2 separate regions of the Homo sapiens genome follow, and region 2 is linked to region 1. The links are chromatin contacts, found by Hi-C in ENCODE. All regions are on one chromosome and are shown on one strand. The core of a region is the stretch at or near the end of the contact, and the rest is flanking DNA. Distances in the headings are between cores, read along the strand shown. Region 1 holds the start of UTP3 (UTP3 small subunit processome component). Region 2 holds the start of THAP6 (THAP domain containing 6).

The links. Hi-C counts contacts between places; a loop is a spot of excess contacts on that map. Pooled maps may share reads with other maps.
Region 2: a loop to region 1 is called in a map of CD8-positive, alpha-beta T cell, with 14 times the contacts of the local background. The contact joins the promoter of THAP6 here to the promoter of UTP3 in region 1. A Hi-C loop is called at or near these places in 3 of 168 maps with a recorded cell type or tissue (CD8-positive, alpha-beta T cell, naive thymus-derived CD4-positive, alpha-beta T cell and natural killer cell) and 7 of 50 pooled maps.

Annotation. Positions count from the first base shown.
Region 1 is chr4:70,686,486-70,690,638 of GRCh38, forward strand. It overlaps UTP3 (UTP3 small subunit processome component), which reads left to right and starts at 2,047. Exons shown (of 1, transcript NM_020368.3): 1 at 2,047-4,066. The coding sequence starts at 2,193. The coding sequence ends at 3,632. LOC101927297 (a long non-coding RNA gene) reads left to right here. Exons shown (of 4, transcript XR_938860.3): 4 at 122-331. RefSeq lists enhancers at 972-1,942, 1,323-1,412, 1,943-2,911, 2,113-2,172.
Region 2 is chr4:75,512,653-75,516,805 of GRCh38, forward strand. THAP6 (THAP domain containing 6) reads left to right here and starts at 1,821. Exons shown (of 5, transcript NM_144721.6): 1 at 1,821-1,868; 2 at 2,781-2,880; 3 at 4,120-4,153. The coding sequence starts at 2,801. It overlaps RCHY1 (ring finger and CHY zinc finger domain containing 1), which reads right to left and starts at 1,751. Exons shown (of 9, transcript NM_015436.4): 1 at 1,545-1,751. The coding sequence starts at 1,634. RefSeq lists enhancers at 860-1,790, 1,477-1,956, 1,791-2,721, 2,297-2,516.

The sequences.
Region 1 (4,153 bases), core at 797-3,296:
GAAAATTTAACATTTAAAGTAAGGAAATAACTACAATTCCAGCATAGATGTCATATTCTTTAAGCAATATTCCCAAAACAGCAATCTAAAGGTTATCTCTTATCCTTCTGTTCTCTTACAGCACCGGGTTTACATCATACACTGCCTTGTATTCCAGTAATCTGTATGAGTGTCTTCTTTTCTACCTGATTATACAGTCCTTAACTGGCTGATTCATCACTATTGTCTGTAGCATTCTACAACAAACAGTAAGCAGTTAATATCTGCTAAATGACAAAATGTACTAAAATTTACATTAAAAAATAAATTCATGCTTACCATCAGAACATAACTTTTGCCCACAACTTTCTAATTTAATTTTATTTTCTAAAATCTTGTAAAAATTTCAAAATGTTTCGGACACCTTTAGGCACTTGGAAAATGTTTATTTCAAAGTATCACTTTTCTAACATTTTGCATTATTTTTATTAACCTAATGACACTATACTTTCTGAAAAGAAATTGTCACCATTGGCTGGGCGCGGTGACTCACGCCTGTAATCAATCCCAGCACTTTGGGAGGCCGAGGCGGGCGTATCACGAGGTCAGGAGATGGAGACCATCCTGGCCAACATGATGAAACCCCGTCTCTACTAAAAATACAAAAATTAGCTGGGAGTGGTGGCGCGTGCCTGTAATGCCAGCTACTCGGGAGGCTGAGGGAGGAGAATCACTTGAACCAGGGGGTCGGAGGTTGCAGTGGGCCGAGATTGCCACTGCACTCCAGCCTGGCAACAGAGCGAGCCTCCGTCTCAAAAAAAAAAAAAGAAAAAAAGAAAAAGAAAAAAGAAACAAAAAACAAAAGAAAAAGAAATTGTCACCATTAATTTTATTTTATTTATTTATTTATTTATTTTGAGACAGAGTCTCTGTCTGTCGCCCAGGCTAGAGTGCAGTGGTGCGATATCGGCTTACTGCCACCTCCGCCTCCCGGGTTCAAGTGATTCTCCTGCCTCAACCTCCCGAGTAGCTGGGATTACAGGTACCCGCCACCACGCCCCGCTAATTTTTTGTATTTGTAGTAGAGACTGGGTTTCCCCATGTTGGCCAGGCTGGTTTTGCACTCCTGACCTCAAGTGATCCACCCACTTCGGCCTCCCAAAGTGCTTAGGATTATGGGCATGAGCCACCGCGCCCAGCCATGTCACCATTAATTTTAGCAACGTATCAAAAGTTCAGCTTCCAACTACCTACATTAAAAGGTATAATAATACTAACCCTGAACCTTACATATGTAATGCCTAAAAACTTACACCCTGAATTACTCTAACATTACAGGGCAGACTTCCTTGAGAAGAGTCAGACCCTGCAGCGGGGCTCTGCCTTCCCACTGTCAGCCTCGGGGTCATCTAGCTTTATCGATCCCCATGGAGCGGGTCACCGAGCCCTGTGAGCAGGGAGAGGGCGATGGGGATGAGTAAACCCGAGCCGGAGGCCCGGCCTGCGCTCTCGCCCGGAAACCTCCCGTGGGATTCTGGAGTCCAGCGGCGCTGCCTGAGGCTGTGGTACCCAGAAATATGGTATTGGGGGTGGGGGTGAAATGAGAGGAAAGCAATCTGATTAACTTCCAGCCTGATAAGCAGAAAAGAGAAAACAAGGGAGCAGGAAAACTACGCTAGCACTAGACTGCCGGTCGCAAGCGCCGGGTACACACGCAGTTAAACCTCAATGGAACGCCCCCGGGACTTCTCCGGGGCGTAAAGCGCAGCGCCCTCTATTGGCCATCGGGACCTCGCCTGGAGGTGCCGTCAGGATTCCGTCCCCCAGCCACTCCCAGGCACTCGAGAGTAAGCGCATTAGCCCGAGAAAGCGTTCTGTGGAACGGAACTTCCTTATCCTATCGTTTCCACACGGAAAGATTTTAATTCACCGGAATCGACTGGCGTTAAAGGGCACAGTGAAAAGGAAGTTGGTATCAACGTGATCTCGACTAAGGGACCGAGCGGAAGTCCTCAATCGTACGCCACGCGGAGAGCATGCTGGGGGCCGGAAGGAAGAGGAAATTCCAGTAGCCGATCAGGAGTCTGCAAACTCCGGTGGTAGGGGAGCGCGCTGCTGTTTAGAGCCACGAGTTACCGGAGCGCCTGATTCCTGCGCCGAAGTCAGTGGTGGCCGAAAGTCCGGAGTCGCTGTAAAACCTGAGATTGTGAGCCATGGTGGGGAGATCCCGGCGGCGCGGAGCAGCTAAGTGGGCAGCTGTGCGAGCCAAGGCAGGTCCCACGCTCACCGACGAAAATGGAGATGATTTAGGATTGCCACCCTCACCAGGGGACACCAGCTACTACCAAGATCAGGTAGATGACTTTCATGAGGCACGATCCCGGGCCGCCTTAGCTAAGGGCTGGAATGAAGTACAGAGTGGAGACGAGGAGGATGGCGAGGAGGAGGAGGAGGAGGTGCTAGCCCTAGATATGGACGATGAGGACGACGAAGATGGAGGGAATGCGGGGGAGGAGGAGGAGGAGGAGAATGCCGATGATGATGGTGGGAGCTCCGTGCAAAGTGAAGCTGAGGCCTCTGTGGATCCCAGTTTGTCGTGGGGTCAGAGGAAAAAACTTTACTATGACACGGACTATGGTTCCAAGTCCCGAGGCCGGCAGAGTCAACAGGAGGCAGAGGAGGAGGAAAGAGAGGAGGAGGAGGAGGCACAGATCATTCAGCGGCGCCTAGCCCAAGCGCTGCAAGAGGATGATTTTGGTGTCGCCTGGGTTGAGGCCTTTGCAAAACCAGTGCCTCAGGTAGATGAGGCTGAGACACGGGTCGTGAAGGATTTGGCTAAAGTTTCAGTGAAAGAGAAGCTGAAAATGTTGCGAAAGGAATCACCAGAACTCTTGGAGCTGATAGAAGACCTGAAAGTCAAGTTGACAGAGGTTAAGGATGAGCTGGAGCCATTGTTAGAGTTGGTGGAACAAGGGATCATTCCACCCGGAAAAGGAAGCCAATACTTGAGGACCAAGTACAACCTCTACTTGAATTATTGCTCGAACATCAGTTTTTATTTGATCCTGAAAGCTAGGAGAGTCCCAGCACATGGACATCCTGTCATAGAAAGGCTTGTTACCTACCGAAATTTGATCAACAAGCTGTCCGTTGTGGATCAGAAGCTGTCCTCAGAAATTCGTCATCTGTTGACACTTAAGGATGATGCTGTAAAGAAAGAACTGATTCCAAAAGCAAAATCCACCAAGCCCAAACCAAAGTCTGTTTCAAAGACTTCTGCTGCTGCCTGTGCTGTTACAGATCTTTCTGATGATTCTGATTTTGATGAAAAAGCAAAACTGAAGTACTATAAAGAAATAGAAGACAGGCAAAAGCTAAAGAGAAAGAAAGAAGAAAATAGCACTGAAGAACAGGCTCTTGAAGATCAAAATGCAAAGAGAGCTATTACCTATCAAATTGCTAAAAATAGGGGACTTACTCCTAGGAGAAAGAAGATTGATCGCAATCCCAGAGTGAAACACAGAGAGAAGTTCAGAAGAGCCAAAATTAGAAGAAGAGGCCAGGTTCGTGAAGTTCGTAAAGAAGAGCAACGTTATAGTGGTGAATTATCTGGCATTCGTGCAGGAGTTAAAAAGAGCATTAAGCTTAAATGAAGTTTTTGCTTAGCATAAGGTTTTTGGCAGTTTTGGATCAATAAATTTTTACTTTTAACTAAAGTCATTGTATTAATATATAATACTTTAAATTTTAAAAATTCTTGTCCACAAGGAAATTTGTCTGGGTTATTGGACAATTTATAAGAACTATGGGAGCAATATGAAGGTGCTTGAGAAAAGAGATGATGTTGAAGTTTTCCAATATTCTGTTGAAGTTTTCCAATATTAAGTATTAGCTTAGGGAAATTTCACAGTTCATTGTGGAGTGTTAAACTTAGAACATGTGTAACTTTTCACATAAAGAGAATGCATCTTTGACAGTTATCTTATTTGTAAGGCAGCCTATAAAATAGTTCTGAAGTATTTTATTTACCTAACTATAATTATTGGGCCAGATACTTGTTAATAAATGGGCTTAATGTTAACATGGATTTCATATGTTCTGTGTGGTTTAAAAGCATAGGAATGAAACTTTGGTTAAAAGCAGAAAAAGGAAAAGATATGCCTTAATTACATCA
Region 2 (4,153 bases), core at 571-3,070, 4.8 Mb after region 1:
TTTTGCTCCCCTTTACAGCTAAACCCCAAGAATACCCTATAAGTGCTATTTTCAATTCCACTCCTCCCATTCTTTCCTAAATTCACTCTAATCCTGATCTCTCCACTAAAACTCCTCTTGTCAAGATCACCAGTGACCTCTTCCTTGCCAAATCCAAAGGGCAATTCTCAGTTATCTTACTCAAACAGCTGCATTTGACCCAGCTGACCACATCCTCCTTGAAATACTTCACTTGGCCTCTGGTATTTAAGGGGGGGGGGGGGGCGGGGGAAGGCAAAAACTGTTTGACACCTAGGGCGAAGTATCTTAGTGCTATGATACACAGATCTAATTGTGTGGTTTATGGGGGGCACCAAGATGTTAAATTCCGTTTTAGACCTCAAGTTTGAAAGAATAATAATACATCTCAGTAGAAATTGAATCATAAGGATAGCATTCAATTTCCTTACACAACACTTGGTGGATGACCAACATTTTTAAGGAGCTTCATCCAGTTCAGTGGAGCAATGTTCGTCAAGCCATGACCTATAGAAAAGAGTTTAGGATGCACGTACAGGCCTGAGACTTGAACTTGCTTCTAATAATGAGGCAGTGACCAGCAAGGCTGACTTGTGAAGTGAAAGAACAAAAAATAATAATACTCAGATTGACGATGATAGTAACAGTCATGGTGGTATATATTTACTACTCATTTACTTCAGGGAATGCGCCCTGTTAAACACTATACACGCCCTTTAGTATATAATCCTCATACACTTTTATGAAACAGGCGCGATCATCTCCATTTTACATACGGGGTAGAGAGGAGCTAGCTAAAATCAGTTATTAAAGAGGAGAGCTAAGATTTGGGGATAGGGCGGTTGAGGTTCCAAAGCTCAAGTTTTCTAAGCAAAATTTTTGTACTGTTTCTTGCAAGGAAAATCAGGAAACTTCAATTGAATACGTGCCAATTTAAAAAAAAATACAGATTAAGAAGTTTTCTCAGAGTAACAATACATGCTTATTAGGCACTTTCCTATGCATAATTTCCTATTTAATGGCAATTACATGATTGTCTTCTTTTTTGGGACACACGTTTTCTCCTACGTCTGAACATGTGCACTGCCTTTAACATGAAGCTGGCAGGCTATAAAACTTTACCACAGGAGCTGAAATCGTATTCGGGTTCTCCACTTGCTTATTTCCATTATCTCCACTTCCATTATTTCATCACACACCTGAACGGAAAACCCCAGTACAGGCCCGGGGCTGCCTCAGTCTACTTCGGCAGCAAAAGACGAATAAGCCCACTGGCAGAGACCACTGTGCAAGCCTAATCACTTCCCAAGAAGGGTTTTGCTTTAAAGGTACGAAGCAGGTAGGAAAGGTGGGGCTTATCGCCTTGCCAAAAACGTTCTCCTCAAGAAGAACCCAGTTCCAGGTGGAAAAGGTATCCTGAAAATCAGGTTAACCTCAAACTTAAATCCAAGCCTAACCACCTGCCCAGCCCGCCCCAGCCCAACCTGACGGAAGCTTGTCAGGGAAGAGTCCATAGAAGGCGTCACCTTTAGGAGACATCCTCTGTCATAGTGCTCGCAGCCCCGCTGACCTCGCTCTTGACCGCTGGCGCCATCTTCCCGGGCCGTCGCCGCCATCTCCTCCACCTCCCCTCACATTCCACCGATCCTTCCCCCAGGATAAAAACCACGCCCAGAGAAGCTGCGCCTCTCTAGCACACCCCTCCCAGCCCCAGCGGCCACTAGCGACAATATGGCTCCTAAGCACGTGACCCGGGGCAGACGGATTTCCGGTTCCCGGGGCTACGAGGCGGAAGCGAAGGCAGACGCAGTCTCCGTCGTTGACGTTAGTCGCAGTCTTCGCTGCTAACGGTAATAACTCTTAGGTTGCCTGTTTTCCCCCAATCGCTACCCGCCCAAATCTCAGGGCGTAGTTCGGCGCGAGGTTGGCGGCAGCGGCGCGGAGACGCTGGTTGGCCCCAGAGGAAAGGACGCTCACTGGGCGCATCGTTACCTGTGACGGGTCCTCCCTCTCTCCCTCCGGTGGCGGGGAGCCTGGAGAAAGGGGCGGAGCTCGGCCCGGGCCCTGGGCTCAGCGGGTCCCGCGCGCTGCTCTTGGACGCCAGGGTGCTCGCTGGCACCTCGAAGTGCTTCTTGCTTCCTCCCTTTCCCGTTTACTTGCTGTTCTTTCAAAATATGTACTGACATTCACTATTGCCAGTCACCAGCTAAACCGTGAGGACAAAAAGTAAGGAAAAATAGACACACTCCACCATGACCTCATGGAACTAACAAGACTGGTGGAGGAGGAAGACATTAATAAGAGCAATCACTGCAATAAATGTAAGATTACAACCTGGAGAAGTGCTAGGAAGAAGTGTGTGTCCTGTGAGAGCTAATATTAGAGCAGCTCTGACAATCTGAGTGTCAGTGAGGGAAGGCTTCCCTGGGGAAGCGATGCAAGCCGAGGGCTGAAAGATGGGTAGGAGTTAGTGTGCAAAAGGCTTTGTGGCACAAAGAACATGGTACCTGTTAGAAGGTGGAAGGAAAATGTACAAGCCAACAAAATTGAAATCATACTCGGGGTACACAGCTAAATATGTTTCTCCTTATTAAAGAGTCAAGGCCCTGGAAAATGATGTAAGCAAAGCTGCAGGTGTTAGAAGAAGATATTTGTCTTTAGCTTTCTATCCTGATTTTGTGTTTCCTAAAACACCGGGAAAGGGAAAATATTCCCCTTCAGCTTTCCGGTTACTAACTCTTAACATTCTAATTTTCTTTCAGTTTTGTTATGAGTTGCTAAAATGGTGAAATGCTGCTCCGCCATTGGATGTGCTTCTCGCTGCTTGCCAAATTCGAAGTTAAAAGGACTGACATTTCACGTGTAAGATTTTGCTGTAGTTAAGCCAAATACTTTGGCCATGTTATAAAAAGCAAAAGACAGTTCTACTTAAGTCTTCAATTTTGAACTTTAGTTCCCGAGTCCTTTTTAAATAACCTTTTTGTTAAATTTGAAGTGACAATGTGATACCTTTACATGTTTATAATTTAGTTTAAAAGTTTTAAGATATCAGAGACTTTAAGATATCAGAGACTGGTTTACAAAAAATACCATAAGGCTAACTTTTGCTAATATTATTACTTTGTATTTTATCACACCGCCAAAGAAATTCAATGTTGTTTACATGTAGTTTACAATCTGAATGAAGGAGCTTTGCTCGAATATATTGCCCTCTCTATTTAGAAGTAGATCAAGCATAGGTTATAGAGAAAAAATACAAATTACAAGTTAAGACCAAGGGATCTTTAGCTGTGTTGCAAATAAATCAAAATGATTTTAGTTTCATATTTTAGCCATTCTCTTGACAGCCATGAAGGAGTAAGTGAAGGAGTAATAAGATTTAATAGTTGTTCACTTGTTAAAGGTTTATTTTGCTGCTTTTGTGCCAGGCACTGTCCTATGTGTTAGAGAAAGATCTCCTAGCTATTTTGTTAGATATAATAAATCAAAACTGAGCATATATATCCTACCTTATTTTAGAAAAATTTGAACCAGCTTGAAAATTGAGTAAGATATGGCTATTAGGCCTTCATATCTCTCAAAATAGCTCTGATCTCCAGAACTCCACACTGCAGCTATTCTCTGCATTCATTCACTAAGCATCTGTAGACCTGCTATGTATTAAATGCTGTACTAAGCAATTTTCTGGTGCTGACAGAAGAATGGAATTACAAGGGGCCCTTTTTATCGAGGATAAATTCTGGATATCATTTCAGATAGGAAAAGGCCCAAGTGATAATTCTTTTATCATCTATAGATGAATAAATACCTTCAATTGTGGATCTTACTATAAGATGCTAAATATCCATTGAAACTTTTCTTCCTTATAATGTGAGAAAAAATGAAATGAGGGCCATATATCTGCAGCATGATTGGCAGAAAATCTGAATATTAAAACGGAAAGTAACAAAAGCATGAATTATGGTTTCCTAAATATTATAATTCTCAAGACTAATAAACTAGTTAACGAATCAATTTAGTCACAGTTGTATAAGGCAGCTTTAATTCAATTATATAGCAATAGTATTTGATTTTAAAATATTTTTTGTATTTTTTTTCTAGATTCCCCACAGATGAAAACATCAAAAGGAAATGG